Linked DNA regions of Mus musculus: region 2 is linked to region 1. The links are chromatin loops, found by intact Hi-C in ENCODE. Cell type or tissue: heart. All regions are shown on one strand. Each heading gives the region's core, and the rest is flanking DNA. Links, peaks and the distances in the headings are about the cores only. Region 1 holds the start of Apold1 (apolipoprotein L domain containing 1). Region 2 holds the start of Lockd (lncRNA downstream of Cdkn1b).

Region 1 (16,203 bases), core at 4,864-12,863:
TTGATTACATTAGGGAGCTTGGGGCAACTGAATTGCCTTTGGGTCAGGTTTCCCCAAAAGAAACAGTAAGACGCACGTATGCACACATCTTCACACCTTAATGATGGTCCACTCTTGCTTAAAAACTATAAATCCTGCCATGTTTTGTTTGCTCTTTTGAGATGACCCCATAGCCTATGCCTGCTCTCAAATCCTGGTTATTCTCCTGTTGAAGCCTTCTGAGTGCTGGAATTACAGCTGTATACCACCAACCCTGGCTCTGAAGCCCTGGTTTTTCAAAAGTACAGATAGAATTTAAAACAGGTAAGTTGTGCAGGTGTGGTGGTCCATGCCTAAAATCCCAGTAGTCAGGAGGCAGAGTGATTGTTCAGAGTGATTGCTTCATAGCAAAACCCTGTCTCCAAAAACCAAAATGAGGGCTGCAGCTGTAGCTTGGGTGGTAGAGTGCTTGGATTTGATCATCAGCGCTGGATAAAAGGAAGTTTTGGTGGTATTTCTTAGCAATATTCTGAGTTCAAGACCAACCCGAGCCAAAACGAAACAAAACCAACAAAAACCATAACTAGGAGTGGAGAGATGGCTTCACACTTAAATCCTCTTCTGGACCCCACAGGAACGTGCACACACATGCACGCACCTGTGCACACACACATGCACGCACCTGTGCACTCACATGCACGCACCTGTGCACACACACATGCACGCACCTGTGCACACACACATGCACGCACCTGTGCACACACACATGCACATAATAAAAAAATATATATATCGTTGGGAAGTGGTGGCGCACTCCAGAGGCAGAGGCAGGAGGATTTCTGAGTTCGAGGCCAGCTTGGTCTACAAAGTGAGTTCCAGGACAGCCAGGGCTACACAGAGAAACCCTGTCTTGGAAACAAAAACAAACAAACAAACAAAAATCAGTCTTTAAAAAGAAAAGGAAAAAAAACCCATAACAAAGCAAATCCTTAAAACAATATAAACACAAACTTATTAATCAAATAATTGCAACAAACCAATATCAGGCAATAACATGTATTCAAAGCATTTTTATATAAAAAGTGATGAAAATGGTCTCAGTTTGGAGGAGAATTGGGTACGGTCAAGGTGAGTGAACTCAGGTTAAATAATACTGTGGATAATTGTAGTGGTAAATAATTAAGCTGCTCTAAACTCCCCGCGGGTACACTCACAGCTCCTCAACACCCACTCCAATGTTCCGGTTCCCAGATGAAAAGACACACACCCACGCCCACGCCCACACCCACACCCACACCCACACACCCTTTATTTTTTTAAATATGCCTTAACTAGCTCAATGGCTTGTCCACTCTCTAACTGCACATGGCCAACACACACTCCCCTCCAATATTCCTGAGTTAATACTTCTAAATCTGTGTTTTATCTTTGCTGCTCAGGACCTGCAAGGCAGCCCTCCTGGGGCAGCTCTCCCCCTGCACCTACAAGTTGGCTGTCTCACCCTCTTGCACCTTCCCAGTGTGGTTCATCTCCTATACCTTTGTCATGGCCGAATCCCCTCTTCCTCCTTTTTCTGCATTTCCTGCCCAGGAATCCTAAAAGTCCCTCCTCTGTCTCTGCCCAGCCATTGCCCACTGGCAACTTTATTTCCCAATCAGAGCCAACTGGGGGCAGGGACCCTCGGTGCAGACTTGCAGGGGCTGAATTAACACAAATAGCATTAGAACCAATCTAGTACAGATATTTTCTGTAATTGTCAGTTTGCCTTTCTCTAATACATGACCTTCACCATAATTTTCTATCTCACCCTGCACAGCCAGCAGATGGGCACCAGACCCAGTGGTCCCTCTAAGAGCCTGGATTCTTAGGCAAGACAGACCAACAGCTGGCCAGCAGACCCTGAACAGGCAGTCTTACAGCTTTTGGATTGTTCACGACTCTGGTGTTCTCTCTCTTTCTGTGTGTGTGTGTGTGTGTGTGTGTGTGTGTGTGTCTGAGTTAAACCCCCAGTCCTGATTAGTCAATTTTGCTTCTGAAGTATATTTGTATACATGTGTTTGTTGTAAGTGTACATATGTGTTGTATGTCTATGTGAATATGTTTGTGTGTGGTGTGTAGGTGTGTGTGCATGTGTGTAAATGTGTGTGTATGTGATTGGTGTGTTAGTATGTGTGTTCTATGTGTTTGTGAATGTGTGTGCCCAGTGTGTGTATATATGTACGAGTGATGTGTGTGTATATGAATGTATATATATGTATTGGTGACTTAGTATGTTGTATGTGTGTGTTGCATGTGTGCACATGTGTGTGAATGTGTTTGTCCATGTGTGTGTGTTGTGTGTGTATGTGTTTGTTGTATAGGTGTTGTATGGGAGTACTGTGTTGTGTGCAAGTGTGTGACTATGTATATCTATGTGTGTGTTGTATGCTGTATGTGTGTATGTATGTGGTGTGTAGGTGTATGTGTTAAATTTGTGTATGTGTGTAATGTGTTGGTGTATATGTTGTATGTATGTGTACATGTGTGTGTGGCCTGTAGGCCTGTTGTATGTGGGTGTTCATGTGTGTGTCTATGTGTGTGTGGGTTATCTAGATGTGTGTGGTTCCACGTTCTGCCTCACCACAGGTGTGTGAGAACTCCATTGGGCAGACGAAATGCAGAATGCCAGGCTGCATTTTACCCCACACCACCACCACCATCGGGTTCTGGGCTTGCGGGAAGCTGATGCATCGCTCTGTGGTGGGAGAATGTAGCCTAGGCCTCAGCCTGCGTGAGAAATGACACAGGCTGAGGCTGAAGCTGGGATTCCCTGACTTCCGGACATCCTGAAGCTGGAAATGGAGTGAGGAAGAAAAGGAAGGAGAAGGAGGAGTCGGGAAGGAGAGGGCCCAAGGATCTGTGAGAATGACCTGGCTGGGGGAGGGGCGACTCTGGCTTAGCTCAGGGGGCCTCTGTAGAAGAAGGCTTCCTCCATGTTCCAGGGCAGTGGTTCTTGATGAGAGAGACAGTCCTGGCTTATCCATACTGTTACTCACTGTTCATTGTGGACGAAGGGTGTATACAACTTCTTCAGGGTGGACCAGAGATTGAATACCTTCTGAAGGAAGGAAATGTCTGGGAAGGGAAGCCGTTTGGCTAAACCCTCAGGACCAATCTAGATACCTCATTAGTATGGAGGACCCTGATTCTGTGCTACCAGACCACTGGTCACATTCTTTATGTGGGGAGCTGTGGTCATGTTCTTTCGGGCCAGGAATCTGGCCAGGAGTAGGGACACTCCTACCATCCTCAGGAGTGTGCTGGGATTTCCGAACCTACTCAGCCTTATCAAGTTTCCTGGCATGGTCCACTGCCCCACATATGTGCATATGTTGTGTGTGTTGTATGTCTGTCTATTTGTGTTGTGTATGTTTTGTGGGTGTGTGTTGTGTGTCTTGAGGAAGACTTTGAGCTCCTGATTCATCTGCCTCCGCCTCTCGGATCTTGGGTGACAAGCATGTGCCACCATACCTGACCTGACTCACAGGTGGCACTTTATCTCTTCTGCCCATCCTATCAACACTATTCAATCCCTGATAATCTCTCCCAGCTGCTCCAATACGCTTCTAACTTATCTCCTGGCTTTTAGCTATGTACTTAATTAAGAAAGTCACCCTCCACACAGCTGACAGAGATGGCAAAGCCAATTCAAGGCCAAAGTTGACTCACCTTTAATGGCTCTTAACCCCACAAGGCACTTACTTGTCAGTCACCACAGCTTGATAGAGACCATCAGTCTCTTTCCATTTACACTCCTAGGTCTCCCTCTGTGCTCAGCAGGATTTAACTGCCTGGAGCATCCTGGACTCTCCCCTGTGCCTCTGTTTTTTTCCCTGCAGCAGCTGGCTGGCTCTCCTCTGCCCGACTACTTTTTGTTTAGATTTATCTCTGTATCAGAGCTTCTAGACCGTCTTTCCAGTGTGTCCTAGGTGCGTACACTCTCCATTTTTCTTTGGCTCCTGCACACATCTCTGGAACGATCCATGCCAAATTGGAACGATCTGCTCTGTGTCTTTCTCTTTCAACAGATTACCATCTGCTGAGGGCAGGGGTCATATCTCACATCATTTCAAACCTGGAACCTAGAATGATGTCTGGCCTACAGAAGGTGTTCTATACACGGTAGTGGAGCTGAAATAAACCGAATCAAACATCCACAAAAGAAAACTGAGCTGTGTCAAAGCCTCTGGCTGTTAGTCTTACAGGGCAGATCACACAGTGATTGGCTCTTTTGAACAGAAAGAGAGTAACGTGACAGGCACCCACTCTCCCTCACTTACCGCTTTCCTGTGCGTGAATACTCCCCCAGAGGGGTGAGATCCAAACAGGAAAATGTAACAGAGGTCCTGGCAACTGTCATTATAACAGTGAAAAGCTGGAAGCAGTCCAAGTGTCTAACGGGGAAGTGACTGAGCAAACACTGGGATTATTATATAGCTATTAAAAATGACAGAGGTGAGAACTGTCAACACGGAGAGCTATGTACTGGCAGGAATGCTAAGTGGAAAAAAGAACACAGATTGGCGTTTAAGGATGTGTGTGCACAGTAATAAAGATCATAAGCCAATCTGGAAAAAAAATGGAAATGACTGCATCTCAGAGTTCTCTGTGTGTTTTGGAACCTGTAGGATTCCATTCGTTTATGACAATAATAGCTGAGATCTCATCTCCCAGCTGCCTTATTCCACTGAAGTTGATGTGGTGGCACACACGTGTAATCCAATCACTTAAGAGGCAGAGGCAGGAGCATCAGGACTTCAAGGTTATCCTCTGCTGCACAATGAATTTGAAGCTGGCCCGAGTTGCTTAAGACCTGGTCTCAGAAAAACAACAAAGGTTGACCACGGTGGCTCACATCTTTAGTCCCAGTGGAGGCAGAGGTAAGCAGATCTCTGAGGTCAGACAGAGATACACAGTGAGTCCTCATGTCAGAAAACAACAAAACAAAAATATCACAGTTTTCAGAGTCTGGGCAGGGACGGCTCAGTGGTTGAGAGCATGTACCACTCTTGCAGGAGACCTGGATGAGGTCTGCAGCATCCACCTAGACAGCTCACAACAGCCTCTATGTTCAGTTCCAGAGGAATCTGACACCCACTTCTGGATTCTAAGGATAAGGTACTCACATGCACACACACACACACACACACACACACACACATACACACACAAGCTCAGGCTTGCGAGCATGCACACACAAACATTTTTAAGTCTTCAGATTAAGTACTCTATGTTACCACCAAACAGAATATTCCAAAGAGATACTTAGTGTCAACGTCTCTGTAACATTGTTAAGAATATAGCGACATCTCTCCTCTTTTCTCCTCCTCCCACCTCAGCGCATTTTACTATGAAACCAGAATGGTCTCAAATTTGATATTCTCCTGCCTCTGCCTCCTGAGTGCACAGCTACAGATGTGTTCCAGCACTGTATTTTGTGTATGCACTTGTGTGTATGAGTGTCTTACTTACGGTTTCTATTGCTGTCATGAAGCACCATGACCGAAAGCAACTTGAGGAAGAAAGAGTTTATATCATCTTGTACTCTGCTATCCAGAGATGTCAGGGTAGGAACTGATGTAGTGACCACAGAGGACCAAGGATTAGCTGTCTGGCTTTCCCTACTTGCCAGTTCTCTTTCTTACACACTCCAGGCCCAGGGACCTGCACAGGAATGGCACCTACCAACAGTCTGCTGGGCCTGTCTACACTAATCACTAAACGAGAAAATGTCGCCACAGGTTAGCCTATGGGCTGATCTAATGGAGGCATTTTCCCAGTTGAAGGTCCCTCTTCTCAGATGAACCTGTATTGTGTCACGTTGACAGAAAACTAAGCAGCAGGATGAATTTATGTGTATGGGCAAAGTGTGTGTGTGTGTGTGTGTGTGTGTGTGTGTGTGTGTGTGTTAGAGAGAGAGAGAGAGAGAGAGAGAGAGAGTGGTGGTAGTGTCTCTTTGTGTAGTCCTGGCTGGCCTGGAACTTGGTATATGGCACAAGCTGGCCTCAAACTCACAGACATCCACTTGTTTCTGCCTCCTGAGTGCTAGGATTACAGATGTGCCTAATGATTTTAGGATCTCTTAGTCTTCCTCTCCTGCCTACCCCTCTTCCTGATTCTTTGAGGTAGGGTCTCACACTGTAGCCTAAGGCTGTCCTGCAACTCTGTGTAGCCCAGCCTGGCTTGGGCCTCACTGTACAGCTCATACTGACCTTCTGCAGTTTGGATGTGGCCCCCAAAAGCCCATGAATTAAGAGCTTAATCCCCATCCAGCAGGACACCGCCGCAAAGGGTGGAAGTGTTAGGGGTTGGCCATAGTGAGGGCTATGCTTTGTCTTATGTGTTTACTGGCATGCCCTTGAAGGCGATTGTTGGGCCCCATTTTGGCCCTGGTTTGGACCTTGAAGACAAACTTGAGCCTGGCTCCAGTTTTGAGACCGGTCTCAGTCACTTCCATATCGGGGTAACTCAGCAAGACCTGCTTGGCCCTGGCCCTGCTGTTGCTGAGGTAGAGCTTTGCCACTGGCCCTGTCAGTCACTCCATACCCTCCGTCACCCTTCCCTGCCTCCTATGTCATCTTACCTGTCTTAGTCAGGGTTTTTATTCCTGCACAAACATCATGACCAAGACGCAAGTTGGGGAGGAAACGGTTTATTCAGCTTACTCTTCCATCATCAAGGAAGTCAGGACTAGAACTCAAGCAGGTCAGGAAGCAGGAGCTGATGCAGAGGCCATGGAGGGATGTTCTTTACTGGCTTGCTTCCACTGGCTTGCTCAGTCCCACACGGCAAGCAGGTGAAGGGGAGAAAGCGAGACTCCCTTCTTCCAATGTCCTTGTATGGTCTCCAGCAGAAGGTGTAACCCAGATTGAAGGTGTGTTCCAGATGACCTTGAACTCAGAGATCTCCCTGTCTTAATCTTCTGGAATCCATAGCCACTATGCCTCAAGATCTCCATACCAAGATCCAGATCAGAATCTTCTATCTCCCAGCCTCCAGATTAGGGTCACTGGTGAGCCTTCCAATTCTGGATTGTAGTTCATTTCAAATATAGTCAAGTTGACAACCAGGAATAGCCACTACATTACCCCACCAAAAATCCCCCTCCCTATGTTCCCAACTTATATAAGGAAGACACTGATGCCATAAAGTTGGTTCCTGCTTTGATAAGGCTCCTGGCTTGGTGTGTTTCTTTTGGACCGTGGGGCACTCGCCATCCAGCTCAGCCCCGGAGAGAGACCCCGGCAGGAGTGAGGCCCCTCTCCTCTCACCTGGACCTGCTGGCAAGGAGCCAGCTGGTGCTTATCATAGAAAACCCAGTCCCTCTTCTTCCTCTGTGTTTTGTTCTGTTTTCCTAAGGTAGGAACAGTTTGCCACACACCTCTGGCCTGATGTGCCCAAAGTAATGGGGCTAACAACAGGTCATGAGCCAGAACCTCAATGCTATGAGGAAAATAAACCCTTTTCTTCACCCCTGACGCCCTTTACACACACACACACACACACACACACACACACACACACACACACACACACACACATGGACCAGGGACCTGCACAGGAATGGCACCTACCAACAGTGTGCTGGGCCTGTCTATATATGTGTGTGTGTGTGTGTGTGTGTGTGTGTGTGTGTGTGTACATGCACGTGGGAGTAAGAGAATGGCTTTGAGTGTTGTTCCTCATGTGCTGGCTGCCCTTTTGTGGTTGGAGTAGATAGAGCTTGTGATGTAAGCTAGGCTGCTCGACCAGCAACACCACACTTGGCAGTTTTAAATGTAGGTCCTGAGGATTAGACTCAGGCCCCTGTGCTTCCAGGTTTTGCTCTCCAGTTCGGGCTGACCTTGAACTTTGAGCAAACTATGATGCTTCCTTCCAGGTGCTGGGATGACAGGCCTGTGCCACCATGCCCAGCCGTTCTGCCTCTTATCTCAAGAGTACAAGTAGACGCTGGGGCCATTCTGCTCGGTTATGTCTATTCTGTAGGAGCTATAACCAGAACACTTGGACGTGGACTAAATTCTGACTGATCAAGGTCAAGAGCAGCAGGGTGTGCTGCAGGTGGCACTGCTCTGGTAAAGACAGGTTATCCATACGAAAGTGAGGGGCTTAATTGTGTTCTACAATGATAGAGCTGTTGAAACTTTCCAAATGGGGCAGAGCAAGAGGCAAGTTCAATGCCAGTCTGATCTACTTAATGAGTTCTAGGCTAGCCAGAACTCCATAGTGAGACCGCACTGAACAGATGCAAGAGACTCCAAATGAATAAGGGGGACTTTTGTTTCGTTTTGGGAACAGGGTCTCACGTAGCCCAGGCTGGATTCCAACTAGCTATGAATCCGAAGCTGACCTTGAATGTCTAACCCTCAAGCTTTTACTTCCTGGTGCTGGAATTACAGGGGTGGGCCACAGTGATGGGTTTCTGGGTGCCAGTGTTAGAATCCAGGGCCTCCGCGTGCTAGTCTACTGCACCTCCAGCTGGAGACATGAATCATTTAGGTGAAAACCAGTTTGGCCTTTGACGATGGTGTCAGGGGTCCTTTGGTGAGACTGGGTTTCCCAACTAAGCTTCAGCTTCTCCCCTCCCCCCACCCCCACCCTAACTGCTTCAGGGATAGCTATGGGGTGCATCGCCATCTGGTCTGGGTAAAGGCACAGAAAGAAGCTACATTCATTTCCCCGCCTGCACGCTCTGTAATAGATAACTGTTTTTCAGACCCTGCTGGGGAACCTGTAGCTAGAATCCACTCATTTAACCATGATGCAAGCTACAGTCCTCGCTTCATATGAAAACCCCGGAAGCCATCATCTCCCCGCTGCCATGGAAAGTGTATAATTAGCTCGGTGTGCAGCTTGACCCCAGTGATTTTTCTGACGCACTTGGCCCCGCAGTGTGCCCTTTTTGAGACCTCCTGTGTCTTCTCCACAGCTGGAGATGCCCTAAACTGCACGCAGCACTTCCTGTGGGCGTGGTCTTGAATTTTAGGCGCTCCTTGGTGCTGGCTGCCCTCCCTTAATGGGTCACATGCTTCAGCTACTTACATCCCCACAAAGCTCTTTGAAAAGGACCATGAGTGGCTGTATCGATCATAATTAAGTTTTCCGGTCCCTCCTATTTCTTTTTAAAAATGATTTTCTGATGGAGTCCTCTCAAAGAAACACTATAATTGGGCAGCCTGGGGCATGTGGGAAAGCCTCCCCCGATGGCGTCAGTAGCTATTCTCAGGAGAGGAAAGGCAGGGTATCCCCACTGGGAGATGACAGCACTTGTTTCAAGTTGGGGAAGAGCCTGTGGTTCTCTTCCTGCGTTTGGAGGGGAAAGCGAACACACAATATTCATTTCCTAAATACGGGACGTGCTTTGCCAGCGTCTCTTTTTCCAACATGTCATATCCTGGCCGAAGGCAGCAGGGGTCAGGGCAGGAAACAGCAGCTTCTCAGAATGAGACAAGGCTTTCCCAGAGCCGTCATTGGCTCCTGGGAGCTATAAAGTATGCTCGTCCAGAAACAGTCTCCCACTTTTCTTCCTGGAGGCCAGAGTGAAGGGTAAGTGGGGAGTCCGAGGGATGTGTCTGCAATGGGATTGGTGATATCGGGGTCAACTCTCGAGGCGTCATGTATTTGGAGTGACTTTTTCCCAACCTTCTTGTTACCTGAAAACTTCTTACTGGTCAGCTAGATCATGGAGGTCAACCAGGAGCTGTAGGACCTATGAGTCAGGAGACCAGTGTTCTTCTGGGGGCACTGAGAAACATCAGCTGTTGGTAGCCGGTCTCTAAAGGCCTTCATCTTAACCGAGGACAATGAGTTCTGGCTGTGCATGCCGATGCAAGCCTGGAATTCTAGAACTCAGGAGGTGGAGGCCGGAGAATCGGGGGTTTGAGGTCAACTTGGACTATGTAACAGCCTGTCTTTAAAAACAACAAAAACAAATGGAGAAAGATAAAAAATTAAATAACTTCTGCCCTGCTCGTTCAGGTCCGACATGCTCTTTCAGTGACTTATTTGGTGCCTTTAAGAAGTTCTGACTGGTGGAGAGTACAGTGTGTATGAAAATGGGGCTCCCTCATTACCAGGACAGATGGCCTTTTACAGATGAACCTGGTACATTCAGCTTTCTCCCTTAGTCACCTTTTATTGGCTTCAGTCCATCTGGACCCAAGGAAGCCTCCAGTGAGCTGCTAGCTAGCACCTTTTCTTTTTTACCTTGAGACAAATTCTTGTTATGTAGCCTTGGATGGCCTAGAACTCAGTATTTAGACCAGGTTGGCCTTGAACTCTCAATGATCCTGCCTCTGCCTCCCAAGTGCTAGGATTAGAGAGAGGGACAGGGACATTGAGAGAAGGAGAGAGAGAGAGAGAGAGAGAGAGAGAGAGAGAGAGAGAGAGAATATAATGATATAATGAGAATGGGGGGGGCAAGTACCTTGAGTCCCTAGGACACAAGTCTCCACATAATGAAAAGTTTTTGTTACGTTACATGCACGGTTTGCTACTTTTAAGGTGTTCTCTTCTTTTTATTGGTCCTTGTTTGTCAGGAGTTGGGGAATAGAATAGGGTGTCACACCAGACAATGGCTCTACCCCTGAGCTGCATCCTCAGCCCAAGTGTCATTTTGAAAACAGAGCAAAGTCTCTGTTTTCAGAGCATTTACCTGGAGCAGCTTTCTAATAGTCTCCACCTTCCCGTTTAAACCTTTATTTAAATCTGTGGATGGTGTCCATAGATTTTGTTCCCTGGAAGGAAAGCAGAAGACAGCATAATCTCTGTTGGAACGCACAGTTAACGGGTTCTGGGAACTTGTGTGACTTGTCCCAGGCTCCAGAGCCTTTGGAAACTTGACCCATAACCCAGTAGTAACCTACCTCCCTGTTCCCAGTCCTGAGTGGTTTATTTATTCGTGTATTCATTTCGGCAGCCTTGTGGATTGAGTCTGAGGGTTGAACGCTAGGTAAGTGATCTACCATTAAGGCAACACGCCCAGCATAAAGTCTATTAATTATTTGAGGACTCTCTAGAGAGTGCACCGGGCAGCTCTAGCCTAGGGCAGCAACGGGTGCGGAAACTCGGGCTAACTGTGCGTCTATGTCCCTCACAGGGCATGGAGAAGCGGGCGGCCTGGGAGCCGCAGGGCGCCGATGCGCTGCGGCGCTTCCAAGGATTGCTGCTGGACCGCCGTGGCCGGCTGCACAGCCAAGTGCTGCGCCTGCGCGAAGTGGCCCGGAGGCTGGAGCGGCTACGCAGGCGCTCCCTGGCGGCCAACGTGGCGGGCAGCTCTCTGAGCGCCGCTGGTGCCCTGGCAGCCATCGTGGGGTTGTCACTCAGCCCGGTCACCCTGGGAGCCTCGCTCGTGGCGTCGGCCGTGGGCTTAGGGGTGGCCACCGCCGGAGGGGCAGTCACCATCACGTCCGACCTCTCTCTGATCTTCTGCAATTCCCGGGAGGTGCGGAGGGTGCAGGAGATCGCCGCCACCTGCCAGGACCAGATGCGCGAGCTTCTGAGCTGCCTGGAGTTCTTCTGTCAGTGGCAGGGACGCAGGGACCGCCAGCTGCTGCAGAGCGGGAGGGACGCCTCCATGGCCCTTTACAACTCTGTCTACTTCATCGTCTTCTTCGGCTCACGTGGCTTCCTCATCCCCAGACGTGCCGAGGGGGCCACCAAAGTGAGCCAGGCCGTCCTGAAGGCCAAGATTCAGAAACTGTCAGAGAGCCTGGAGTCGTGCACTGGCGCCCTGGATGAACTTAGTGAGCAGCTGGAGTCCCGGGTCCAGCTCTGCACCAAGGCCGGCCGTGGCCACAACCTCAGGATCTCCACTGATCTGGACGCAGCGTTGTTTTTCTAAGAGCATCCTCTACCTATATGGAATGTTCTAGAGTCGTAGCATCCACAGGGAAGTGCTACATGGGTGGAGTGCAAAGGATGATAGGAACTCTTCTTGCAGGGCTTCCGTCAGTCCTTAGCTCCTTGTGTGTGTGAAGGACTTTTCGCTTGTGTAATCCCAACTGAGTATGTGATCCTTTTTGTCTTTGTAGGGATTGTAGACCCAACCTGGGCCGCGGAGCTGACTTGCTCTGCTCTTCCCACCCCAGTTTATCCACTCATAGACCAAATCTGACTATTGCATACTTTCCCAGCATGGCTTCAAATTCACACCTCTAGGTACCCTGAGAGGGAAAGCCACCCGAAGAGTCACTTTAATCCCAACATACTCACCCGCCTTCACTTCTGTAAAGAAGCTGGGGGAGGGGTGAGATGCAGTCCCTGACAATTTTAAATAACTGACCACAAAGAGGAGAGCAACGGCCTTTGAGTTAAACAGTCTTGGACTGATCACAGGCTCTGTCCCCCACCGGTCGTGTGACTTAGCCACCTTCTCTTGCTGAGACTTGGCTTGTTCAGTGACACAGATGGTGGTAAGAACACACCCTGTTGTGAAGCCCTGAGATAAGAAAGGACCTTCAGAGTCACTCTCAGAAAGTCCAGGAAAGACTGGCCCAGCAGCCCAAGAAAGACTATGCTGTGTGCTTGTAAAGCCAGTTACTCTGTCCCCTGTAAACTAGAAGACAGAGCAGCACAGACCCTTTAGAGGGCAGTGTTGCCCATTCCATGTAGAGACTGGTACAGAGGTAATGTGAAGTTACCAGCAAAAACAAACAAAATCAAAAACAAAAAATAAAAACAAAACAAACAAACAAAAAAAACCCCAAACCTCTTTATCCTCTGAAAACTCCAGACACCATATCTTTATTTATTTAAAATTAGTTATTTAATTTCTGTGTATTATTTACATTTGATTTTATTTAACTATAGCATTTAGAAAATAATAAGAATATTAAGGGTCTGAATAGGAAGGGAGTCTGTTAAGGCTCTTTCCAGGAGGTCAGGTTTGGATTTCTAGAGTCTTTTTCCCTCAGAGAGGACTCTCTAGTGTTTGGCACGATCCCTGTAAGTAAGATGGGGGAGTCCTGAGGAGAGAGAGAGAGACTAAACTGATTTTTAAACTGGTAAATGGAGTCTTGAATTGTGGAATATATGAATGATTAAGCCTGTGTGTCCTGAAGGTACTTTGCCAGAAAGCACTTGACTTGAAAAAGAAAACCTATTTAATTCAGGAGTGGAGGAATAGAGACTCATGAAGGAAACATTTAGACCTTGGAAACCTGTCCTATGAAATTCTGTTTTTATAAAATTGTGTTATGATAGAGATCTGTCACATTTTGACTTTGGGGCTGTAAGAAACCTGCTATCTATGCTTAAGAAAGTACTTCTAATTTATTCAATATCTTCCTAAATTATCCTTTAGAAAGAGTTGCAAAGTCTTTGGGACCATACCCAGGAAACCTTGGCTGTATATTTAAATTATTTAATGCTATACATTTGCGCAGCCCCTATGATTCCCAGTGATGGCCACGTGTCTGAGGAAATGTTTTGGCATGAGGGGGAGGGGTGCTCTTTCTATATTTATTTTTGTTTCCTATAAACTGTAGTTGGCGTATATCCTGATTTAATTTGACATTGATGTGGCTTTTTTTTTTTTTTTTGACACTGTGTCTTTCTCTAGGCAGCCCTGGATGTCCCAGAACTCACTCTGTAGATCAGGCTGACCTCAAACTCACAGAGTTTGCTTCTGCCTCCTGAGTGCTGGGATTAAAGGAATACACAGCATGCCCAGCTTGGGTTTTTTTTTTGTTTTTGTTTTTGTTTTTGTTTTGTTTTGTTTTTAACTGCTGTCACTTTTAGACTGCCTGTGTGGGCACTGGAGTATACCTCAGGCTCTCCTTCCATCATCCGGCTGAAGCCATTCCCTGACGCCGTCATGCATTGGTGCTTTGTCTCGGGTTATACTCCTCCATTACCGACCTGTTCCATATAACCCAAAATGGGAATGTTTTGAGTATATAGCAAAGTACTAAGCTTCTGAAGGTTTTATCAGTGGTCTGCTGTGTGCGCATCTGAGAGTGTCTACTTTCCATCCACAGATGGCAGAAGGGTCTAGAGGTTGAGTTCCAGGGCACCCGAGCTACACAATGAGACCTCATCTCAAAAATACAATGAAACAACAAAAACTGAAAGCACATTTGAATAATTCGCTGTTTGTCTGTATTATGAGGGATTAGCTTGGTCATTCTCTTTCTTATGTGTAGGCATGTTGTGAAAATTGGAGGATTTGCCAGGGGTTAGCAAAGTTCAGTACAATTGATCCTAGAGACAAATTGTTTATTTCTTTCATGGGACAGTGGAGTGGGTTTTCCCTTTCGACCGTCATTCTATAAGCAAGCAGGTCGAAAGGGTTTGTGGCGCAAATGAAAAGAGAGAAATAAATGTTAGGGTTTGGAAAATACATGTTTGTTCTAAATGCTGGGGTGTTCTTGTGTTCCTTTTTTGGTTTTACAGTCACCTGGATTGTTTTGTTTCACAGTAAAGGGACCACATTTGGTTTGCATCTTAAAACTCTGATAAAGTTTGGGGGCTGGAGAGATGGCTCAGCAATGAAGAGCATCTGTTGCTCTCACAGAGTTCTGGGATTCCATTCCCAGCACGCACATGACAGCTCACAATTATCTGTGAATCCAGTTCCAGGGGATACCCTCTTCTGAACTCCACGGACACCAGCCACGCACTCGGTACGAATACATATATGTGGGCAAAACATTCATATATACAATTTAAAAAAAATCATAAAAAGGACCAACCCTCCCCAAGAAAGAAAGAAGAACCCTTAGTGAGTACTTTGACCCTAACTCCTTTTGTGTATTTGCCCTAGACACAGGTCATGTCCAATATGATGAATTTCAAAGGTAAAAGTATTTGCTGGGCTGGGGGCAGGGGAGAGAGGAGTGCTGCAGAGACCATTCTAGATTAGGTCATGGTCAGTCAACTTTCTGAATCTCCCCTTCAGCAACTTGGTATGAATAATAAGGAAAAATAGACAAAGAGGTTGTATGGGGGCTGAAGTGATGGCTCAGCCGCTAAGAGTCTTTCTTCTTTCGGAGAAGCACAGTTTGGTTCCAACATTGATTTCAGTTGGCTCACAACTGTGTGGAGTTCCGGCACCTCAGGGGATTTAATGCCCTTGTCTGGCCTCTGTGGGCACCTGCATACCCTCAGACATACAGACGTAGATTAAAACTAAGTTGAAGAAAGGGGGCTACATAGTGGTAAGTGGAGATTAGCATAGCTGAGGGTGGGAGCTTCCTAATTCACTCTTCCATTACAGTAAATCCGTCCTTCCTGTTCTACTAGAGTAAATGGCTCAATACTAAAAGTTTTCTTCTTTTCATAATTACTGGTCCCATTTTGTCTTTGAATGCTTTTAAGCTGTGTGAGTCAATTGTTTAATCAAATGCTATACAGGAATTCCCATGTGATCTAGAAAGCAGGCTTTTTAGTCATCTTACAAATTTGAAAGTGAGTTGGTCCTAGTGATCCCAGAACTCGAAAAGCTGAGGCAGGAAGAATTTTATGTTCTACCTGAGCCCAGGCTACATAGTGAGACCCTACCTTTGAGAAGAGGAGGAGGAGGAAGAGGAGGAGGAGGGAGAAGAGGAAGAGGAGGAGGAGGAACAGCAGCAGCAGCAACAGCAACAATGAGGACGAGATGACAACAACAACAACAACAACAAAATAATACCAACTAAAAAGAAACCCTCAAAACAAAAACAAAAAACCACACCCAACCCTGGTTTGGTGGTGCTTGCTTGTAACCCTAGCATTCAGGAGGTAGAGGCAGGAAGATTAGGAAGTCAAGGTCAGCTTTGCCTATGGAAGCCAGCCTGGGTTATAAGAGACTGTCTTTCAAAATACAGAAGCATTCAAAATGATCAGCTGATGCCAAGTTTGATCTCTATTCCTGTTTTTCCAGCCCTAGGGAACTCTAGACAGGAGGATGAAGAATTCAAGGCGAGCCTGGTCTTCAGAGACCTATCTTGAAAACAAAACAAAGCAAAAGCTTATGTGGTGGCTGCCGTAGGCAGTTGGGAACTTACATTCTGGAGTCACTCTAACTGCTCGTCTGTGCACCTGCGCCTTGGAAAGCTTCCGGGGTCTGTGTCAGCCTCAGTCTGTCACAGCGGACCTGAAGCTGGAGTCCTATCTTTGTCAAAGCATACAGAATTCCTGTGATAACAAGCATCCTTCCCGTTAATAGCAACGGGTCTCTTGTTGATAGGAACTTAAAAGCTGCTT
Region 2 (16,203 bases), core at 4,137-12,136, 52 kb before region 1:
AGTGTCCAGGGATGAGGAAGCGACCTGCTGCAGAAGGTAGTGACTCTTTGGAAAACTTAAAATGTCTGTCTGTCTGTCTGTCTCCGTAAGCGCCCCTTTACTAGACCCTGTTCACTTGCTTTCTCCAGCGTGTTCTGCTTTAGCTCTGGGAAATCGAACTTGTTTGAAGCTTAGGTTTGACATACCCCCTATCCGACTGCTTGCCCTGTTTATGATTTTGAAGTCAGAAGCCGGAGATAGTAAGATGTGATAACTTCCGTAGCCGAACGCATCACAGTTCCTCCCCTCTAGCCAGCTGTAGATACGTGACAAAAGTTCGGATGTTTACCAACTGCCTCCTCCTTGGCTGGGGTGGGGGGGTGGGGGTGGGGATGGGGGTGGGGAAGAGACGTGGGGTGTAGAATACTCCTTGTGTTAGTGGGAACAACCTTATTTTGTGTCCTTAGATGCTACCGGGGATGACGGGTCCAGGGGTCGTGGGTGGAGGTAGTGAGTGGGTTGTTCATCCCTTGGGCCTACTTCTGTCAGCCATTGTTGTCGATAATAAAGATGGTTTGTGTGTGTTCTCTTAAAAATTTCCCCTTGCCCCCCTCTTAGATTCTTCTTCGCAAAACAAAAGGGCCAACAGAACAGAAGAAAATGTTTCAGACGGTTCCCCGAACGCTGGCACTGTGGAGCAGACGCCCAAGAAGCCCGGCCTTCGACGCCAGACGTAAACAGCTCCGGTGGGTTAATGAGGAAGAACACAAAACTGACACCCCATCTGGGCTGCGCTCCCCGGGGGGCCTGCAGACCCCAGGACTGCTGGCAGATTAGTTGCCTGCCAGGAGGAATTACTTTCCTTGATCAAAAAAATTAACACTGGGGAAGGCTGGAATCACTTGAGGGGACTATAATGCAGTATTTGCACCCCAAGATATTTACCTTAAAGTGGAATCAGAATGAGGTTCCCAAGCAAGAACTTGCCACCAAGGCCCCAAAGGATAGGGACGGTCGTATCCTTATGAATCCCACTAAAACTTAGGCTGGGAATGACAGTTTTCCTTTCCAGTCTCAGTTCATGAGAACCCATTTCCCAGAGGTTCGTTTTGAGCCAATAGCCTATTTTGAACCATTTGAACTGTAGAAAAATGGCAAATATATACTTACATGTATGTTCTTAAGAGAAAAACTAGGTACCCATAGTGCACGTTTGATTAGGAGTGTGAATAGAGCTGCCGTGGCTCGAGTTCTTTTTATCTTTTGCTTTTGTTTTGGTTTTTGGTTTTTTGAGATAGGGTTTCTCTGTGTAACAAACAGCTCGGGCTATTCTGGGAATTGCTCTGTAGACCACGCTGGCTTCGAACTCACAGAGATCTGTATTGTCTCTGCCTCCTGAGTGCTGAGATTAGAGGTTGTGTGCCATCACCTCTGGGTACTTTTTTATTTTTTTTTAAAGTTGTGCCTTGTATGCTGGTAAATTTTGGAGAGAAAGGAACTTCATACTTAAAAAAAAAATTAGACTGGAAAGTTCAGAAGTACTAATGCTCCCACAGAATTGATTTTAACCCTGAGGTTACAAAGCAGAAGTTAAATGAACAGCTAGAGGAAGCAGCCTTCCCACACGTCAGCACCGTATGCTAATTTGCTGGAACAGGACGGTTTGGATGTTTATAGGGGAAATGGATAGTAGATGTTAGGACCAACTGAGAAGGTCCAACACAAGTGTGGATTTTTCCATGTGTCAAAAATCTCATCACCCCACTTGCCTAATTAGAGTAACCCAGCCCCTAAATTTACATAGATTGACTATTCATATGCTCTAACTACTTATAATAGTTTATAAGCTCCTTATGAAGAAAACCAGCATTCTCTATTTCTAAAGCCCACTTATAACCCAGCATACAAATAGATCTTAACAGTTTATTATTAACTTTTCAGGTCCTCATTTATTGAAATTTAAAAATAAATGAAGGAATATAGAGATGGCACAGGGTTCCAGCTTGTTGTGTTTATAAATCATAAAGTCATGATATACCTTCTACAGACATAGCATTTTTTCAGAGATGGAAAATGGCCATTAGAGTCACTTTCCATATTATACCCTCTATAAAGTTGTCGAATTGGATGGGAGTTCTTTCTAACTAGCCATCACACCTGTAGCTTTAGTTGCTTTGTGTGGCTTCTGGCCTAGCTTTTCAGATGAGCCGCCTGGATTTTTACCTGGCCTGTTCTGATAAAGAGGCATTTATTAGCCAAGCAACCATAAGACTCTAGTCAAAAGCACTCGTGCAGATATGCTGCATATGAGTAAGAAATTGCAATTTTGTAAACATTCCTCGACTTGGTGGGGAGGAATAATTTTATAATTGCATTTCCAGGTATTTTTCAAGATTACGAAAATATGCTACTCTGATGTGTTATGGTTCCTGAATTTCTTTTCTTTCTCACCCTCTTTGACCCAGATTTTATAGAGCGAGTTTCTCAACCTCTGCACAGTTGACATTTTGAGCCAAATTATTCTTTGTTGTGGTAGGCAGTCCTGTGCATTTTAGAATGTTTGGCATTATCTCTGGCCTCCCCCACAAGATGCCAGTAGCAATCTTCTTCCCGAAGCTGTGACAATCAGAAATGTCTCTTAGACATTTCCAAATGTCCCCTGGGGCATGGGAGGGTTTCACAAAATTGCCCACTTGTTAAGGACCCTGACTCTAATACCACACAAAACAGAACAAAAATCCAGCAAAGATAGGATCGGAGATACCTGTAGTCTTCAGACCTTTAGTGCCTGTATTTATCCATCATTACTGAAGTATTTGTTAACTAAGCTAGCAACAAAATAATTTCTGTACTTTGGCAATGTTACTCTAGTGTCTTCTCCCTAATTCTTTTGTTTCTTTTGCAGAATTAAGAATATTTCCTTGTTTATTAGATACATCACTGCTTTATGAAGCAAGGAAGATATACATGAAAAAATTTAAATACATATCGCTGACTCCATTGAATGGACATCCTGTATAAGCACTGAGAAAGCAAAAACAATAACACTAAAATTTTAGGCACTCTTAAACCATCTGCCTCTAAAAGCATTGGATGTAGCATTGCGCAATTAGGTTGTTCCTTATTTGCTTTGTTGTACTACCTGTGTATATAGTTTTTATCTTTTACTCTGTAGCACATAAACGTTAGGGATGGGAGGGCAGGGTGGGGCTGAGGAGTCAGCATGGGGGTGAAGAACTTGCTTCAATTTGTAGCAAGGAGAAAAATATTTGACTTGCATAAAGAGAAGCAACCTGGGTGGGGGTGGGGGGGGGAAGGGTTTGAATTCCTTTCTTTAAAGATGTAGTGTCCCTTTCGGTAAGAATGGATCCTTTATTTTTAAAATAATCAAAATTTGAATAATTGCTACACATGGTTGCTATTTATTTCTACATGAAGCTTATTCTCACTTGGAGGTTCTGAAGATTCTGTTATAGAGCAAGAAATGGCTTAATTTTTTTTTTTAATTGGAATTTACCAGTTTATTGTTTAGCAGTAATTACCCCAGGTAACACTGGGCAAAAATCTGGGGTGCATAATAGGGAATTCTGAATTCTTAGATTTGATTATCCCAGATCATTTTTGCTAAGAAAAATTCTTATTTCTTTTTTTCACAGTGAACATAATCCTAAATCCTTGGATATTTTTAGAAGTCTGTAACTTTACACAAATAATGAAATAATTTTTAATTCAAAGTTTCTCACCCTACTTGTTAATTTGCCCCCAAGGAAAGTTGTTTTTTTTTTTTTTTTTTTTTTTAAGGAAAAAAGGACACTTGTAGAGTAAGTGAAATGGATACTACATCTTTAAACAGCGTTTCTTCATTGCCTGTGTATGAGAAAAACTTGGAAGTGTGCCTGTGTATATAACTCTGTAAAGACACTGAAAATTATACTAACTTATTTATGTTAAAAAGAGATTTTTTTTTAATCTAGACAATATACAAGCCAAAGTGGCATGTTTTGTGCATTTGTAAATGCTGTATTGGATAGACTAGCCCCCCCCCCGCCTTTGTTAAATAGTATGGCTGTGCTTAAAAGGTTGCATACTGAGCCAAGTATAATTTTTGTAATGTGTGAAAAAGATGCCAATTATTGTTACACATCAAGCAATCAATAAAGAAAACTTCCGTAGTTATTTATTGAGTGCAACTGTCCTGTGCTTTACTGAGCCTGAGCTAGTCAGCCTGGCATGCCCCAGATACAATGGGAAGGCAAACATCTACATTTAGGCCTACATTTCAGTCAGATGATTTGGGGGTGGGGGGGTGATGGGGGTGATGGGGGTGGGGTGGGGGGTGTGGGTATTCTTAGTGGCCATTTTCATCTTAGTCCTATATGGGTAGACAAGGCTTAACTGGAAAGAGGAAAAGCCACATTTTCATGTAAGACTGTCAGCAGCCCCCATTTAGTTAAAATATTTATGTTTTCTAGGATATGAGTGTGTGAGAACCAAAGGGGGGGGCTTACATAAGTGTAGTCTGATCACACATCTGCAGTACTGAAAATGAAAGTGATGGAACGACTTTTCTAGATTTTCTATTTACACTTTTGAAGTGGCAATGAAAATCAATGTCCTTACTTCCACCATACCAGCCCTGTCCACAGTAGCCCAACACACAAATCCTTAAGAACCAAGTTTTTTCCATACTCGTAGGTTAAATGAAATTGGTCATACATAAATTCTTCAAATTTTGAATATTTATATTATAGTTAAATTCATCCGAAAAATAAGTTAAAATACTAAAACAGAGTCTTGTGTCTTCATATCTGTTCAGCAGAGATGCATAATTTTTTTTTTTTTTTACTTAAAAAAATACAGAAACGGAGCATTTTTAAAGCCAGGTTGATCAGAAATAATTCTCTAAATAACACTCTTATTTTTAAAATGTGGTTAAGGTAGAAAGTAAATTATAAGAAATTTTTATGGGTAAATTGTGAAAAATCCAAATTTGGGTTTAAATTATTCATTGAAATACTACCATTTATATCACCATACCCAAAGGGGATTATAAACAAGGTAGTTCTAGCATTTTTTACTAGGGTTTTTATTTGTTCTTTTGTTTTCTTTCTTTTTTTAAAATAAAGCAAAAGTTGGTTTTTCTTCCTGTGCGGGATGGGAAAATGGATCTTTTGGTCGCTGGGCCAAGTCCTTCAAGTAGGTATTATTTTAATTAAAGACTAAAGGTGTTTTTGTGGTTCTGTTTAAAACATAATATAAAGGGCGGCTTGCAGGAGGACCAAGAGTCAGAAAGTCAATCCAAGTTGGGAAAACACCTCTGTTACTGCACAAACCTCATTTTCCTTTCATAGCTTTTTTTTTTTTAATACGAATTTTGAGAGATTGCATTTTAGGAATGGTGGACCGGGAAGAGGTGGATGCTCTCTGCGCCAGGCACGTCCACAGGAACGCATCCCCCCCGCCCAAGTCACTGTGCCCTCCATCCTCCGAACGCCTGTGTCAAGCCTCCACATACAATCTGGTGGTTCAAATGGTCCTTTTCCCGGAACCTGGACTCCTGCGCCCGCCGCGAACGTCCCTTTGCGGGTTTGCGGCCGCCGGCGTCAGCTACCCGCTACCCCACTACCCTGGTCACGGCCCGGTAGTCTCCCCAACTGTCCCGCAGCCCCGATCCCGCCCGCTCACTGTGGCAACTGCTGGTCGGGCTGGCTGGCGCCTCAAGACCAAAAGTCTTTAATGTCGCCGGCTACTTGCAAGTCCCGCACTGCCAGGGTGGCTGCGCGCAGTTCCCGCGCCCCGGGCGCCCGCAGGCCGCAAAAAAGCGGCCGCGCCTCTATCCGCGCAGCCGGGCTGGGTTACTTCTTAGAAACCTTTCTTCCTCACCATCGATCCTCCAGACGAAGAAAATCACTATGGAAGGCCCACGACCCTTCCCAGAGGACACCCCGCCGCTCACTGAGTTCTGGGGGACTTGCCCGAAGGGACCAATTTCCCGGAGTTCGTGGACCCTCCAGGGCAGCAGCCCGCTCCCACCCCTACCGCAGGGCTCCAATGATCCGCAGCCCCGCGGATTTCGAAAGCCTTCCCGGCTCGCTGGCGGCTAAGCGACCGTCACCAATGCGCGCCTAACTGTGGAGAACCACTGCCGCTTTCGGTGATCAGCCCTGCCCTTCACCCTGCTTGCAAAGTGCCCCCCACCTTTGCATCCTTGGCTGTCCAGAACCGCAGACCTGGGCAAGGAAGAACTGGGGGAAATAAGGATTTGGGGAGGGGGCTGTGATGGGTTAGATTGGGGGACTATGGACATTCACTAGTGGGAGGGAGCAAGCAGTCGGCCTTTCAAGCCACTGTGTGCCCACCACCCTGGCTGCACTGAGCGACCTTTCCTGGGAGCCAGAGAATTGCCTTCGCCATTACACCATCATCACCAGAAAACACGATTGCTCGTCTAGCGCTTTGAACTAAAAGGTGTTTTGTTTAGAAGTCCACTTAGGATCCCTGATCTGTTTTTCAGAGCATGGATTCTTTTTCATTTGCCATCTTTCACCTGAGCCACACCCTACTCCTGCCCCCCCCTTTCCTGGCTTTAAAAAATAATAAAATTAAAGCAAAAAAGAAACCTTGCAAACGACACTGAGGGGTAAAAAGGCCATGGATCCTACTTAGAAACCTATGGGGTCGTCTCCCTGATTTCACTCGCGTGGGGTTGTAATAGGGTGGGGTCAGCCACAGGCGGATCCCGGAGAACCGAAAGTGCACTTATTTCCACGTACACTCAAGTCTCAAGTCCCTCGGGCCTCCATCCAAGTCACAGACTTATCATGCATAAGGACTCAGCAGAGGTAGGAACCAGAAATTAGGAAATCTTAAAAAATAAAACAAAAGAAAAACCCCTTATCCATGCTTTGGGCGCGAAACCTCGACGCGCCTCTAAAAGGAACGTTAAGAAAAAGGCCGGGAGAAGGGCGCGCGGTTCGGGCGCCGGCCGGGGGATTGCATCATTTGCGGCTCCCCCTCCAGAACCCGGACTGAGAACCGCAGCCACCATCATGGCGCTCGGGTCGGGACGCGGGAAGCGCGTCCAGGCCGCGGCCAGCGAGCTTAGAAGCGTTTGCAAACTTGTTACTTGGCGGCGGAGCGCCGGTCTCTGGCCCCCTCCTTCCCTTTGTGTGCGTGTGCATGTGCGTGCGTACGTGTGTTTGCGTGTGCGCGTGTGTGATGTGTGCATATAAAGCGAGAAGTTGAAGTTTCTCCCTCTGGCCTTCCCCAAACCCCCCCTCCCTCGTCCCGAGCTGGTGGTTGTAAACTTGATTGGCATTGGCTGCGCCCACTGACCCCTGCACCGAGTCCACTGAAGATTTAAGGTGGATCTGCGAGGCTGCAGCTGCAGGCGGAGCCTCGCGCTTAACTGAGTTTTGGAAGAAAAAAAAAAAAAGCCTAAACCGTGCGCCTGCTGCGTTTTACGAATCCTTCGGTCCACAGGTCCGCGGGTCCCCGCCCAGCCCGCCGCGCTTCCCCCGCCCACCTTCCCCTGCTTCCCCATTGGCTCGCGCCTGCAGTTTGAATTTTTTTTTTTTTTTTTTTGGATGCTTGTTTTCTTGTTAAAAAAAAAAAATTACCGTACGGTAGATCATGTGATGAGACTTAGTTGGGGAGTCTGAGGTGGGGTGTTTTAGCTGGTTTGATTGCAGGTAGTAGGGAGTAGGATGGGTGGAGCTTTCTGTTCCAAAAGTTGCCCCCCCCCCGCCCCGCCCGCAAGTGCCGTTGACAGAATGCAGGCGGGAAGCTTCAGTTTGGGTAGAGATGTAGCATCAAACATTCACGGATGTCCAGGGAGCACGGGCACACAGGCTGCTGGCCAGAGGTACTAGGAAGGTACAGGCGGGAGTTCGACGAGGACGCACCTTCCCCTGTCTTGGAAAGGTAGACTTGGGGAGGGCGGGAGCGGGTAGTTATCCTAGAAATGAATATTACCCGTCATAGGAATAAACCAACCAAATACAAGGTGTGGCTATAGACTCTATATAGAGCAAAAGAGGTGTTATTTCTGGGGTTAGAGTGTCAAAATCCATCAGGACAAAGGCAGTCGGTGTCATTTTCTTCCTTTTTAACCTTAAAGGGGGGGGGGAACCTGTCTGTTTTCCAGGTTTGGTTCCCCACCCCCCCTTGTGAGGATGAGAAGGGGACATAAAGTCCCCTTTTGATTTCTGGGTCAGGAAACTCATTGGAAAGAGTTTGTTAAGATCTAGGAGGATTCAATTAGTAGAACAGGTCTAATACAAGTGATGGCTTTTATTAATTAGGATCCAACTATGTTTTTCTTTGCAGTGAAGCTTTTAAAACGTCATAATAATTAAACAGTAGTCCTAGATCAGTCTTTCTCTTTATCAGGGACATCTCATATGTATACCTTTCTTTGCCTTTGCCTTTTTTTTTTCTTCCCTTTTTCTTTCCTTAAAATAATTTCTCCTGATATCTCCTTTCAGTCTGTTTTAGCCAGAAGCCCAGCCTTAGCCTCCATTGGCCCCTGAACCAGTATGCCATGTTCTTAGTTTTTTAGCTGTCTAGTTCTGACCTTACCTCTCCCAGTCCACTAAGCTCCTTGACCCCGTCCATAAACCAACATGTTTGAGCTGCTCTCCAGGCTGTATTCATGGACTCTGTTAGAGGCTCAGTGCTTACCTCTGCCTTTCAGAGGACACATCCGATCAGAATGAGCAGTCCATGAGGAAAACCACATCCCTGGAAGGAGGAAGCTAGTCTCAGAAACAGGTCTTCATCTTGAGTGTGAGCCAAGCAGGGATTTGGATGGTCCCCGGACAGGGGTGTCATAGATAAAGATTCAGATAGCACGTGACTGTGAAAACAGGCTTGGAAACTTGGGCTTGGCATGGTGGAGCACACCTGTAATCTGAGCACTTGGGAGCTGGAGGCAGGAGGATCAGGAGTTCAAGGCCTGCTTAGGATACTGAGAGACTTTGCAGTCAGCCTGGGCTGCATATAACCCTCCCTACCTCGAATATACCAACAAGCGTACAAACAAAGGAGGTCATAAATAAAACCCCACTGGACATGGTGGTGTACAGCTTTAATCCCAGTACTCGTGAGGCAGAGGCAGATGGATCTCTATGAGTCCCAGGTCAAAAATAAATGCATTACTACTAATAATGGCTCCCCTCCCTCTTTCTCCCTCCCTCTACTTCTTGCTGGTCTTGAACTTGATGTGTCTGACGTAATCTCTTAACCAGATGGGACTGTAGGCACGTGCTACTGTATCCACCCTAACTTTTCATACTAAAGTGAAGCCTTTACATTTAGGCTCTGGAACAGCTAAATAGAAATCTATGGACATCTAGGTCTTGGGGGTGGGGAGGGGGAGGTTAAGTGTTTTCCGTGTGAGCATGACGACCCGGGTTTGGATTCCCGGAACTTATATAAAAAGCCAGCAATGGCAGTGCACGTTTTTAATCCCAGGGCTGGTGAGTGGAGAGAGAAAAAGTAGATTCCTGGGTTCTAGTGGCCAGCCATTCTAGCTAAAAAAATGGAGGGCCATAAGAGATGCCAGTGAGGACCCCCGCCTCCACATAGGTACACCCCATGCATGACACATGCGTGCACACAAAAGAAATCTACTAGCTAAGGTAACCTTTAAACAGTACTAGGTGGGAGCCAAATAATTGGGGTATGTACTGCTGACGGTGGTCCCAGACACAGAACAGAGCAGAAAAAGTTCTGCATATTGAAATATCATAGCACTGTGCACTGTCCACACGTTTGCGGCGTTCCTGGCGCAGACAAGCCAAGGGTGCTGTCAACTGTGTAAGAGTACAGCCATCCAATTATGTACAATACTCGATAATAATAAATTAACTTTAAAAGAGTTCTTTTCTGGTCTCTGATCCTTCAGAGTCATCAAAGGAGAGAGCAATTCTATGCATGTCACTGCCCCTAACTTTTACCTTCCGGGGAAGACAGGATACAAGGTAGATGTCGTTGTACTGTTTTTGTTTTCCACTGCCTGGCTAGAAGCCAGAGCCTTGTGCATGGTAGGTGAGCATACTAAAATTGAGTGAATCTTAGGCTAGCCTTGAATATAAGGTGTAACTACACCTACAACTTCAAGTAGTCTTCCTTCTTCTGCCATCCCTCCCCCCAGGAGCTTGAATTACAGTTGTACACCACCACACCTGGCTCAGGTAATAATAAGCTAGATCCCACTAGGCTAATACATAGGTTTGGAACTTTGTTTTGAACAGTAACAAAAATTATTTTTTAAAGTAAATAACACAGAAGGGATGGGGCTATAGCTCAGTTGGGAGAGTGCTTGCCTAGCATGAACAGGCCCCAGTTGTGATCCCCATCTCTACAAAAACCTGGTGCATGCCTATAATCCCAGTACTCAGAAGGCAGAGGCAGAGGCAGAGGCAGAGGAGGCAGAGGCAGAGGAGGCAGAGGCAGAGGCAGAGGAGGCAGAGGCAGAGGAGGCAGAGGCAGAGGAGGCAGAGGCAGAGGCAGAGGAGGCAGAGGCAGAGGAGGCAGAGGCAGAGGAGGCAGAGGAGGCAGAGGAGGCAGAGGCAGAGGAGGCAGAGGCAGAGGAGGCAGAGGCAGAAGCAGAGGCAGAGGCAGAGGCAGAGGCAGAGGCAGAGGCAGAGGCAGAGGCAGAGGCAGAGGCAGAGGCAGAGGCAGAGGCAGAGGCAGAGGCAGAGGCAGAGGCAGGAGGATCAGAAATTCAAGGTCATCTTCAGCTACACAGCAAACTAAGAGGCCAGACTGTCCTATAGGAGACTATCCCAAAACGAAACAAAACAGTAACCAAACAACAAACAAAAAAATGATCTCACAGATTAAGCCCATAAGGAAAATAATTTAAAAATATTTGTACAATGTGTTTTAAGTTAGATGTTATTACAAGTGTTTTTTTGTCTTTGTTTTGCTTTGTTTTAAAGGCAAGCATAGTTTGCATGCCGGTAATCCTAGCACTAGAAGTACTAGGTGAAGCTAAATGCCATTCTTGGCTGCACAGTAAGTGTGAGGGCAGCCTGGGTTACGTAGCAAAAATAAAAAAGTAAAAAAAAAAAACAAAAACAAAAAAAACAATGTTATATTAAAAAAAACTCAGTATATTGTAGAAATTAATTTATTATCTAAGAAAAAAAATTGTTTAAAATAGATGATGTTTGGCCCAGTTGGCCACTGTAGAAAGTCCACAGTGATGTGTGGCACTGGTCTCCACATATTCCTTTCTGTTACTCATTGATTACCCCAGGGCAACTCTCAGACATGCATGTTCTAGTCTGAGGACGAGTCGTATGCAGCTACACCAGTTTATATCTGTGTTTGTTTATTTTGAGACAGCTGAGTGACGCTCAGACTTACTATGTAGTTGAGAGGCCTTAAACTTGGTCTTCCTGTCTGCCTCTCGAGTCCTGGCATTACAGGCAGACACGGCCACTCCAGTTTCCGTTTTGTTTCTATTCTGCTATGTTTTTATTCTTATTTTACACACTCGGTAAGCTATTTTATGCAATATTTTTACTTTTCTGGGCTTAGATGTTTGGATACACGTATCTTATTGTTACAATCACTCAAAGTATCCAATCTAGAAGCCGCTGTTCAGAATGCAGGCTAGGAGCTGCAACCTCCCCTGTCCTGAAGCCTAGCTGTGCAGGGGGGCTCTACCGCCTGCAGTCAGTTTCTCGGTGTTCACACACAACGAAAACAACACATTGGTCAGAAGGTGTCCCTGTGATCAGCAACACATGACTGCAAGTCTGATGAAACCAGACTTGATCCCCATGGCTCTCCTGTTCTGTGAGGAGAGACAGGGAAGTCCAGTATATTAGGAATAATTAAAGAAACAAACTCTGAAACTCGAACAGGCCACATTTACTAATGCAATTTAAGGGACGGGAGGGTGGTGGGAAGATGTGAAATCCTCTTTCTAGGGTAGAGTCTACAGTAGGTGACCTGGACAGATGAAAAAGGGAAGTGTTTTCTAGGACAGGAACATTCACCATGAAAAATATGATAACTCCCATCAATGCCTTTACAATTTCCTCCTGATAAACTTTGGTTACCTTGTATCCTCCCCACCATCCCCAGAAGCTAGGAATCCAATTCAGAGTCTTGTACATGCTAGGCAAGTGCTCTGCCACCAAGCCATGTCCCCCAATCTCCACTTTCATTGTTCCTCCTTTCATCCCTCCCCCAACTCCCTCAATCCTTTAGTCTCCGATGCACCCAGGGCCATATTATTTTTAAAAATGCAGACTATGGTTTCATTTCTGGCGAGGCAAATCCTCCGATGAATTCTTTTGCTCTGTTTCTTCCCACTTTCCAGAATTTTCCCAGCTTCTTTTGTCCTCTATGGATTTAAAATTTCTGATTTTTAATTGTTGTTGGCTTTAAAGAAATAACAGGAGTGGCCAGATGTGTGCCACACACCGGAGGTTCTAGCACCACAGAGGCAGAGCCAGGAGGATAAGAAGTTCAAGGTCACCTTCAGCTTTGCAGTGAGTCTGAGGCTAGCCCAGGCTACATGATAGCTACATGTGTTTTGAAAATGAGAGAGAGACAGAGATAGAGGGAGAGAGGGAGGGAGGGATGGAGAGAGGGAGAGAGCAATGGGGGCGGGTGGGGGGACGCCCAGTAGTAATGGCAGAATGATTGTCAATTGTCAGTATGCACAGGGCTCTCTCTGGGTTTGGTATCTAGCACCAAATAACAACAATAATATAATGGGATCCTTATCTCGTATTTTTCACTGGGATAAATTCTTGAAGAATTAGAAAGACTGTAGTAGAGGGGTGGGTAAAATAGCTGAACAGGTAAAGATACTTGCTGAGCCCAAAGCCAAGTTCAATCTTGAAACCATGTACAGGTGGAGGGAGAGAACCAACTTCAGAGAGCTGACTTCTGTCTTCCACTTGTGTCATGTCATGTGTGCGCGCGTGCGCACACACACACACACACACAAATAAATTATTTAAAAACTGAAAGAAAAAATGGAATAGAAAAATATAAAATCATAAATATAAACAAAGAAGCCTGAAAGAGTTTTTAAGAAGTTGTGGGTTGTGTCACGTCTGTGGAATATGTACTTATCAGTGTGTGCATATGGGCATGTGTGCATGTGTGCGTGTGCGTGGCCAGAGATTGAGGTCAGGTGTCTGCCAGCCAAACTTTCCACCTGGTTTTTTTCAGGTGGGGGCTCATACTGACTCTGAAAGTCAGAAAGTCAGCTAACCGGCTGGCCACTGCACTTCAGAGTGCTGCCTACCTTTGCTTGGAGAGCCCATGTTGACAGTGCTTTTGCAGGAATTCTGGGGATCGAACTTAGATCCTCTTGTCTATTTTCCAGGGACTTTACCAACTGAGCCATCTGCCAAGCCCCCTGAAATTTTTTAAAAATTAAATCTCAGAGTGAAGAAGGGATTTCTAAATGTGATAGAAAAACATAAAATTCATAAAATGAAATAACAATAAATTCAATGACATAAAATTAATTAAAAAATTTTTCAGTGTACAATGTACCCTAAGCAAAGTAAAAAAGAAAAAAGAAAAGAGAAGGAAAGGAAAAGAGAAGGAAAGGAAAAGAGAGACACAGTGGCGATGATTTCACAGTAGTGTGAATGAAAAAAAATATTTTTCTAAAGATTTTCAAGTGGATGAGTGGTTTGCAGGCATGAGGAGAGATTATTAGACCTTCTGAAATTGACTTACTGAAGTTTGTAAGCCACCATGTGACCATGTGGGCGCTGGGAGCTGGGAACCAGACCTGGTCCTCTGCAAGAGCAACAAATGCTCTTAACTACGGAGCCATCTCTCCAACCCCGACACTGTGAATATATTAAATGCCACTCAACTGGACTCTTAAAACATTTTTAAGTGATAAAATTTGTGTTATGTGTATTTAGTCACACACTGAAACTCAAAAAAAAAAGAAAGAAAGAAAGGAAAGAAAAAGAAAGGAAGGAAGGAAGGAAGGAAGGAAGGAAGGAAGAAAGAAAGAAAGAAAGAAAGAAAGAAAGAAAGAAAGAAAGAAAGAAAGAAAGAAAGAAAGAGAGAAAGGAAGGAAGAAAGAAAGAAGGAGATGCCCAGAGGCTGCAGGCATGACTCAATGGTTAAGAGTTAACTTGCTGCTGTTGCCCAGGACCAGAATTGAGTTCCCAGTACTCAACGTAGGATGTTCACAACCACCTGGAACCCCAGCTCCAGGCCCTCGCCTGGCCTCTTCAGAAATCCCTTTTCACACGTGCACATATCCTCACATAGATACAGGCATGTATACATACTTAAAAATAAATATTAAAAAAAGAAACTAAATATTTAAAATTAAATTAAAAAAAAATACAAGCTATTAGCGAACTCCTTCGCTCACGTTCTAGCTAAAAGAATTTCGCACGTTCCTGGCACTCTGACACTGGTAAAGCAGTTTGGTCTCAAGCTCTGAGGTCAGACTGGGTTTGAGTTTCATATACTTTTTTTGAGATTGGGTTTTAGGTAGCTGAGGACTGCCTCAAACTACTGATCTCTGCCTCAGCCATCTAACGTCGAGCAACCATTTTGCCTTTTAAAGTTTCCTTCTTTGTTTATACAATAAAGAGATTGTTTTCATAAAGGTATTAGAAATATCGAGCAGGGCGTGGTGGTGCACGCCTTTAATCCCAGCACTTGGGAGGCAGAGGCAGGCGGATTTCTGAGTTCGAAGCCAGCCTGGTCTACAGAGTGAGTTCTAGGACAGCCAGGGTTACACAGAGAAACCCTGTCTCGAAAAAACCAAAAAAACCAAACCAAACCAAAACAAAGAAGCCTGAAAGAGTTCTTTGGCGGAGACAGTAAGGTTAGGACACTGAGGTCATCCGGGGAGGCGGAGACAGTAAGGTTAGGACACTGAGGTCATCCGGGGAGGCGGAGACAGTAAGGTTAGGACACTGAGGTCATCCTTGTCTATGTATCCAGATTAGGGCCAGCTTGGACTATGTGAGACCTTGTCTCACCGCCTCCACCCAGTTAACTAATTAATGTATGTGCAGTATATTAGCGCAATATCTTTTATAATAAATAATAGCAATCACATATTTATAAATAATATAAACAGTGTAGCTCTCCAAATGCTATTTTTTTTCCAACCAGTACTATGCTGATGTTATAAATTAATTTGTTTTTTGAGTTGGGTCTTGCTATGTAACCTTGGCTAGCCTACGATTCACGATCCTGGCCTTGAACTTGTGGCCCGCTTGTCTCAGCCTCCAGAGTGCTTGGATCACAGGTGTAGGCTACCATGTCTGGCTTTCTGACTAGGTGAGTCTTGTCTCTGTTATTTGTCTCTGTAGTCCACTCTGAACTCAAGGTGATTTGCCTGCCTTAGCCTCCCAAGCTAAGAATTATAGGCATGCACCACCATGCTTGGCTGGAAACAAATGCTTAAAATTGACATTTTGTAAACAGAATTAATATTACCACAAAATGGCTGAAATGGTAAATTTTATGTTTTTTTTTTTAAGTAAAATTAAAGTAGGTTTTTTTTTTTTTGGCATTTGTTGGATTTAATCCCATCCCTAATGGTTTCTGGGATGGCCCTTATTTTAGGTTTATTTGTAATAATTAGTAAGTCACCCACATACAAAGACAGTATTGAAGTAGAAAAGGACTGAGACCTATGTATCTAAGTGGTAATTTATTAGCGGATAGTAGTTGCACCTGCCTGTAATCGCAACACTTGGGAGACTGAGGCAAAAGAATGACGAATTTGAGATAACCTTGGCTACATAGTGAGATCCTGGCTCAGACAAATGGGAACAGAAAAAGCACTGGTGTGTGCAGTGTGCTTGTTAGAAACCCTGGAACTCCAGAGGTGGATTTTGTACAGGTCAGCTTCTGTAACATCAAGTTAGAGGCCGGTAGCCATAAGACCCTGTCTTGCTCCACAGCCACTAAAACAAAATAAAACCAGCCCCCAAACCAAAACAAGAAAACCAAACAAATTCAAAACAAAAAACCCACAACTAACAAAAAATACATACACACTCATCCATAAAGTTTAGGGAAACTGAGTCAGAACTAGCATCACCAGGAAACAAAGATGGCTGCTCTTGAGTTTCACTGTTACTTTCCTCCAAGGCTGAGTGACATTTCTGCAGTGGTGACCAAGGAAGCAAGGAGACTGTGCTGTGTCTCAGAGTCAGTGCGTGTATGGTCCCAACCCTAAGATACCTAAGCCTT

Evidence for each region. A loop is a pair of places that touch in the nucleus more often than their neighbours do. Peaks named below come from ENCODE experiments on the same cell type or tissue, not always from the same donor. Only the 100,000 strongest peaks of a DNase experiment are listed, where the experiment ranks them.
Region 2: a loop joins it to region 1, with 8 times the contacts of the local background. A loop is called at or near these places in 6 of 42 quality-filtered maps.

Annotation. Positions count from the first base shown.
Region 1 is chr6:134,972,466-134,988,668 of GRCm38, forward strand. Apold1 (apolipoprotein L domain containing 1) reads left to right here and starts at 9,536. Exons shown (of 2, transcript NM_001109914.1): 1 at 9,536-9,564; 2 at 11,117-14,371. The coding sequence starts at 11,120. The coding sequence ends at 11,860. Gm36428 (a long non-coding RNA gene) reads right to left here and starts at 11,180. Exons shown (of 3, transcript XR_003956531.1): 1 at 10,673-11,180; 2 at 9,672-9,929; 3 at 9,433-9,590. In heart, for the core only: CTCF peaks have their summits at 11,271 and 12,610; DNase peaks (open chromatin) are centred at 8,946, 9,376 and 11,246; H3K4me3 peaks cover 2,877 bases; H3K27ac peaks cover 2,083 bases.
Region 2 is chr6:134,921,359-134,937,561 of GRCm38, forward strand. Cdkn1b (cyclin-dependent kinase inhibitor 1B) reads left to right here. Exons shown (of 3, transcript NM_009875.4): 1 at 1-36; 2 at 598-725; 3 at 2,885-4,167. The coding sequence ends at 716. It overlaps Lockd (lncRNA downstream of Cdkn1b), which reads left to right and starts at 7,734. Exons shown (of 2, transcript NR_037956.1): 1 at 7,734-7,927. In heart, for the core only: no CTCF peak of the experiment used is centred there; DNase peaks (open chromatin) are centred at 6,073, 6,743, 7,313 and 7,793; H3K4me3 peaks cover 4,487 bases; H3K27ac peaks cover 4,566 bases.